2 separate regions of the Homo sapiens genome follow, and region 2 is linked to region 1. The links are chromatin contacts, found by Hi-C or POLR2A ChIA-PET in ENCODE. All regions are on one chromosome and are shown on one strand. The core of a region is the stretch at or near the end of the contact, and the rest is flanking DNA. Distances in the headings are between cores, read along the strand shown.

Region 1 (3,437 bases), core at 535-3,034:
TTCTCAGTCTTGATGGGACCGTTTTATCCGCCTATTACAGGTAAGAGGTTTAGACCGATTAAGTTACTTCCTGAAGGTCGCTTAGTCACTTAGCGAGGCTGAAAGCAACAAGCTGGGATGCACGCAAGGGTCTGAATGCCTAAAACCCGTCCTTCTGAAAACCGTGTCTACCAGGGCGACCTCCAGAGGTCTCGCGCGTAGTCACCAGTCCCAAAATCACCTAGCTGGTAAATGTCACAGATTCAACTGGAGGCCATCCTGACACCAGCATGCGGCCTCCCCCTGAATTAAGACACTTCAGGCCCAGGGATTCATCCCCGCATCCCCCAGGAGACCGGTTCCCAAACCCCCACCCCTTCCGTAAACCCGGCCGCCTGCCTGCAACACTCACCTGTCAGCCCAGAGCGCAGCGTTGCGCAGTCCGAAGCGAGAGAAGGGCGCGGCCCCCGCGGGCTCCCGCCCCTCTCACTGCCGAGGGGGCCTTTCGGAGCTCGGGCCCACCGGGTTGGAAGGCCCGGCTCCTCCGTGCCACATTCACCACCATCTCGAGGCCGTGGGAGGAAAAACCCGGCGAGTGCGCGCCAGCAGCAGCGACTAGCGGGGAACGGCGCGCAGGAAGGCAGGCAGAGGCTTGCAGCTAGTAAGTCGACACCGGGAATGCGGCGGGGAGAAAGGGCGCTGAAGCCGCGAGCAAGAGCTTATATAGGCCGCCCCTCGCGGCCACACCCGACAGTAGGCCGCCCGCGTGGCGCACAGCTGCCTGGGAGTTGTAGTTTGCTCGCCCCGGCGTTGTCCGCGCGTCACCTCCCCAGCCCTACGCGCGTGTCCATCCCGAGCCCGCGAAGCGAGAACCGCCAGAGGCTTTCCTCCGAGCGGAAGAAGCGCCTTCACCTTTCAGTGCCCGGCGCTGGGCCCACGCAGGAAGCCGACCCGCCTTGGCCTCTGGAGTTGTCTCTGGGATGTCTTTCAGTCTGGAAATGAACCCTGTGTGCTGGGAAAGGGCTCGGGCTCCGCTCCGAGCTCAGTGGGCGTGCGAGCGAGCAGCGCCTGAGTGGGTTTCGGGGAGGGGGTCATACTCCCCGAAAGGCGATTTATTCAAGGCTTGTCTCTTCCACTAATATGTAATTTTACTGAGCGCGTGCTATTTTAACTGTGTCTGATTATCTGATCTAGTTTTCATAAAAACCCTGTGTACGCTCTGTGGACAAATAAGGAAACTTAGGAATGGATCACACAGCTATCGCAAGCGAGGAGAGGACTGGAATTTGGAGCCCACCCCAGGCACCACACATAGCGCAATGTTTTGCCCATGGAATGAATAAGCCTCAGTATGAAAACTTAGTGGTGATTGCCGAGAATTAAACACCCATCCTGTGCCTAATCTATTAATTTTTATTCTTACATACACTTTTTTGTTTGAGACAGGGTCTTGTTCTGTTGCCCAGGCTGGAGTGCAGTGGCGTGATCAAGGCTCATTGCAGCCTCGACCAACTGGGCTCAAGCAATTCTTCCACCTCAGCCTCCCAGGTAGATGGGACTACAGGTGCGGGCCAACTTTCCTTGCTTACACTTTAAAAAGTAGGTACTACTGCCGGGTGCGGTTACTCACGCCTGTAATCCCAGCACTTTGGGAGGCCAAGGCGGGTGGATCACGAGGTCAGGAGATCGAGACCATCCTGGCTAACACGGCGAAACCCGGTCTCTACTAAAAAAAAATACAAAAAAAAATTAGCCGGGCGTGGTCGCGGGCGCCTGTAGTCCCAGCTACCCGGGAGGCTGAGGCAGGAGAATGGCGTGAACCCGGGAGGCGGAGCTTGCAGAGAGCCGAGATCGCGTCACTGCACTCTAGCCTGGGCAACAGAACGAGACTCTGTCTCAAAAAAATAAAATAAAATAAAAAGTAAGTACTACTTTAGCAGGTCGTGGGGGCGCATGCCTGTGGTCCTGGACTCCTCTCTTTCTCTAACATCACATGTCCAAGCCATCAGCAACTCCTGTGTGCTCTACCTTTAAAATGTATCAATAATCTGACTGTTTCTTACCCCTTCCACTGATGTTACCCTAATCGTTGACCCAGATGATAGCAATAGTCTCTTATCTCCCAGATCCTGCTGTTGCTCCCGACAGTCTGGTCTCCACACGCCAGCCAGCCTGCTAAAAGTTTTTTAATTTTTATGAAGTCTAAGAGTCAATTTTTTTTTTTGTAGTTTATGCTTTTTTTTTTTTTTCTTGAGACGGAGCTGCTCTGTCGCCCAGGCTGGAGTGCAGTGGCGCCATCTCAGCTCACTGCAAGCTCCCGCTCCCGGGTTCACGCCATTCTCCTGCCTCAGCCTCCCAAGTAGCTGGGATTACAGGCGCCCGCCACCACGCCCGGCTAATTTTTTGTATTTTTAGTAGAGACAGGGTTTCCCCATGTTGGGCAGGATGGTCTCGATTTCCTGACCTCGTGATCCACCCGCCTCGGCCTCCCAAAGTGCTGGGATTACAGGCACGAGCCACCGCGCCCGGCCGTTTGTTTACGCTTTAAAAGCTTAATAATTATGCTGGGCGCGGTGGCTCCCACCTGTAATTCCAGCACTTTGGGAGTCCGAGGGGGCAGATAACCTGAGGTCAGGATTTCAAGTCCAGCCTAGCCAACATGGTGAAAACCCGTTTCTACTAAAAATACAAAAATTAGCTGGGCGTGGTGGCAGGCGCCTGTAATCCCAGCTACTTGGGAGGCTGAGGCAGGAGAATCGTTTGAACCTGGGAAGCGGAGGTTGAAGTGAGCTAAGATGGAGCCATTACACTCCAGCCTGGGCGACAAGAGCGAGACTCCGTCTCAAAAAAAAAAGAAAAAAAGTAAAATTATTAAACTTTTTTTTTTTTTTTTGGAGATGAAGTCTCGCTTTTTCGCCCAGGCTTGTGCAGTTTATTCTGTGTCAATTATGCCTCAATAAAGCTGTCAAAAAACCATTAAGAAAAAATGTATATCTCCCAGGCGCAGTAGCTCCCACCAATTCGGGAGGCCAAGGCAGGTGGATTACCTGACATCAGGAACTAGAGACCAGCCTGGCCAACATGACAAAACCCCATCTCTACTAAAAATACAAAAAAAAAAAATTACCCAGGCATGGTGACACTCATCTACAGTCCCAGCTACTTGGGAGGCTAAGGCATAAGAATCGCTCGAACCTGGGAGGCAGAGGTTGCAGTGAGCCAAGATCATGCCACTGCACTCCAGCCTGGGTGATACAGCGAGACTCCCTCTCAAAAAATATATCTATATATATCTATCTATATCTATGTGTGTGTATATATAGATAGATAGATATACATATTATATTAAGGCAGATGCAGTGGATCACCTGTAGTCCAGCTACTTGGGAAGCTGAAACAGGAGGATCACTTCTGTCCAGGAGCTGGAGGTCAGCCTGGGCAACAAAGTGAGACCCTGC
Region 2 (3,437 bases), core at 452-2,951, 56 kb before region 1:
CAATATGAGGGGTGGTCTCCTCCCTTAGTAGTAAAGCACTATAAATATTTGTGGATTTACAACCATTTCATTCAGTCTTGATGACAGCCCTGAGAAGTAGTCATTGCATCCCCTTTTATAGATGAGGATACAGTTCAGAGAGGTTAAGGCAACTGGCCAGCCACAAGCTCTGGAAGGTGAACCCAGTTCCCTCTAATCCCAAAGAATGTGCACTTTTTAGTGTGGGACAAGGGGTCTCAAAAGACAGGTGGGAGGATTCTCAGCCCTGGGAGAATAAAAGTTGGGTGAAGTTCAGAACTGCCACCTCATCAGTCAGAACTGGGCCAGTGACAACCTGCAGAAGCTCAGCCTGCAAAGGCTTATCAGGATTCTAGACCTTTGGTTACTTTCCCATCTTTAGTATTTAGTTCTCCTTCCCCAGGATAATCAGCAGAAAAGTGCCTGGCCTTGTGTCCATATACCATGGAGGGGAGAGCTAGAGAGGCGAGGTTCTCGGGAACCACTAGAAGGAAGGAATGAGGGGGCTGCTGGTTAGGCCCAGAGCTGAGACCGAGAAGGGCTCTTGGAGTTCTCCTTCCCTTCGTAACATTAGGTAGAGGCTTAGACAACTTGATTGTTTTTCATGACCTTAAAGACTGTGGCTCCGGCCGGGCATGGTGGCTCACAGCTGTTGTAATCCCAGCACTTTGGGAGGCTGAGGCGGGTAGATCGCTTGAGCCCAGGAGTTCTAGACCAGCCTGGGCAACTTGGCAAAACCCTGTCTCTACAAAATATATAAAAATTAGCTGGACACTGTGATGCGCACTTGTAGTCCCAGCTATTCTAGAGGCTGAGGTGGGAGGATCACCTGAGCTCAAGAGGTCAAACCTGCAATGAGCCGTGATTGTGCCACTGCACTTGAGCCTGGGCAACAGAGAGTGAGATGCTGTCTCAAAAAAACAAACAAACAAACAAACAAAAACAAGTACTTGATGACTCCATTGGGGTCAATTATGAAGAGACCTCTTAGTGCAAGACCAGGACCTTCTAACAGCACACCGAAGTCTCGAGAAATTCGCTTAGTTAAATCTGACAAGGGTGCGATGTTTATGTGGCCCAAAGCACCATTCTTTCTTGGTGTATTTATCCAGGCAAGACGGCTAAAGTGGGAATCCACTGAGACTGCAACAACTTCAAAGTTCACATCGTGAAATTCCTTAGCTTTGTCACTAGAAGCAACAATTTCTGTAGGACACACAAAGGTGAAATCCAAAGGATAGGGCTGGGCGCGGTGGCTCACACCTGTAATCCCAGCACTTTGGGAGGCTGAGGTGGGTGGATCACCTGAGTTCAGGAGTTCAAGACCAGCCTCACCAACATGGTGAAATCCCATCTCTACTAAAAATACAAAAATTAGCCAGGCGTCGTGGCAGGCGCCTGTAATTCCAGGTACTCAGGAGGCTGAGGCAGGAGAATTGGCTTGAACCCAGGAGGGGGAGGTTGCAGTGAGCCGAGATCGTGCCACTGCACTCCAGCCTGGGTGACACAGCAAGACTCCGTCTCGGAAAAAAAAAAAAAAAGAAAGAAATCCAAAGGATAGAAGAAAAGCACCAAATATTTCCCCTCAAAGTCATCAAGGCTTAGGTCTTTGAACTCTCCATTGACCACGGCTGTACCCTTAAAATAGGGCGCATGCTGGGTGACATCAGGTGCATGGTATGAGGAACTGGTACCAGAATTTTGCTTGACCGGAACCAGACCACAATATGTTTGTCAAACTTGTTCTTCCAGAAGCAGCAGGCCTGAGGGCTGCAGTGGCAGAAATGCCCCCAAGGAATGGCACTCACATGCCGGGCAACTGATGCTCAGAGTAACCTTCCCACAGCAGCCGCGATCTTCAGTGCATGTGTGTTTTTGTTTTTTTGAGACAGTGTCTGTCTCTTTCGCCCAGGCTAAAGTACAGTGGCACAATCTCAGCTCAATTTAGCCTCAGCCTCCCAGGCTCACGCCATCCTCCCACCTCAGCCTCCTGAGTAGCCAGGACTTCAGGCGTGCACCACCATGCCCGGCTAATTTTTGTAATTTTTTGGATAGAAATGGGGTTTCGCCATGTTGCCCACGCTGGTCTTGAACTCCTGGGCTCAAGCGATCCTCCTGCCTCGACTTCCCAAAGTGCTAGGATTACAGGTGTGGTGGCACCTTGTCTCTAAAAAAAATCAATCAATTAAATAAGAAAAGAAAATAGCTCTTCTCCCCCTCTGATTATAACAACACATTACCAAAGTTACTGGTGCTTACATGGGGTTGAATGGAGTTATGATGGATATTTCATTTAATGTTGTTCTTCAATGTTTTAATTTTTTACAACAGACTTAAAAATTTTTTAAATACATGTGGCCAGGCACGATGGCTCACGCCTGTAATCCCGCACTTTGGGAGGCCAAGGTGGGTGGATCATCTGAGGTCAGGAGTTCAAGACCAGCGGGACCAACATGGAGAAACCCCATCTCTACTAAAAATACAAAATAAGCCGGGCGTGGTGGCACATGCCTGTAATCCTAGCTACTCCAGAGGCTGAGGCAGGAGAATCACTTGAACCTGGGAGGTAGAGGTTGTGGTGAGCCGAGATTGCGCCATGGCACTCCAGCCTGGGCAATAAGAACAAAACTCTGCTTCAAAAAAAAAAAAAAAAAAACATGTAATCGGCTGTACGCAGTGGCTCACGCCTGTAATCCCAGGACTTCGGGAGGCTGAGGCAGGTGGATTACTTGAGATTAGGAGTTTGGGACCAGCCTGGCCAACATGGTGAAACCCCGTCTCTACTAAAAATACAAAATTTGGGCTGGGCACAGTGGCTCACGCCTATAATTCCAGCACTTTGGGAGGCCAAGGCGGGGTGGATCACTGAGATCAGGAGTTCGAGACCAGCCTGGCCAAACTGGTGAAACCTCGTCTCTACTAAAAATACAAAAATTAGCTGGGTGTGGTGGTGGGTGCCTGTAATCCCAGCTACTCGAGAGGCTGAGGCAGGAGAATCACTTGAACCCAGGAGGCAGAGGTTGCATGAGCCGAGATCGCACCATTGCACTCTAGCCTGGGTGACAGAACGAGACTCCATTTCAAAAAAACAAAAACAAAACAAAACTTAGCAGGGCATGGTGATGCACACCTGTAATCTCAGCTACTCGGAAGGCTGAGGCACAAGAATTGCTTCAACCCGGGAGGTGGAGGTTGCAGTGAGCTGAGATCATGCCTGTGCGCTCCAGCCTGGCGACAGAGTGAGACTCCGTCTCAAAAAACAGAAAAATACATGTAATGCTCCTTGTTAAACATCTTAGATAATATAGGAAGATAAAACGAAACAAGTAATGATTATCTATAATACCATTTTCCGAGGTTACCATTGTTAATATGGGATATATTTTCTTCCCCACATTTTTCTCACATATTTTTTGTGT

What was found. Hi-C counts contacts between places; a loop is a spot of excess contacts on that map. ChIA-PET counts read pairs that join two places held with the same protein, here RNA polymerase II (POLR2A). Pooled maps may share reads with other maps.
Region 2: a loop to region 1 is called in a map of PC-9, with 5 times the contacts of the local background. The contact joins the enhancer-like site here to the promoter of SNHG12 in region 1. A Hi-C loop is called at or near these places in 36 of 168 maps with a recorded cell type or tissue (A673, B cell, CD14-positive monocyte and 29 more), 34 of 37 single-sample maps with no recorded cell type and 37 of 50 pooled maps. POLR2A ChIA-PET finds 5 or more read pairs at or near these places in 47 of 52 experiments (A549, A673, AG04449 and 36 more).

What each region holds. Positions count from the first base shown.
Region 1 is chr1:28,581,199-28,584,635 of GRCh38, forward strand. It overlaps SNHG12 (small nucleolar RNA host gene 12), which reads right to left and starts at 1,785. Exons shown (of 6, transcript NR_146382.1): 1 at 892-1,785; 2 at 1-31. RefSeq lists enhancers at 1-166, 167-952.
Region 2 is chr1:28,525,355-28,528,791 of GRCh38, forward strand. The region is part of intron 4 of RCC1 (regulator of chromosome condensation 1); the gene reads left to right. It also overlaps the pseudogene PRDX3P2. Among named protein-coding and RNA genes, the nearest start is that of SNORA73B, 19 kb to the left of the region's middle. Within about 2 kb of position 1,702, at least 5 of the 41 ENCODE cell types and tissues checked have a DNase peak (open chromatin) inside an H3K27ac peak, as active enhancers do; they include HCT116, PC-3, PC-9 and 1 more, where a contact is called at or near this core.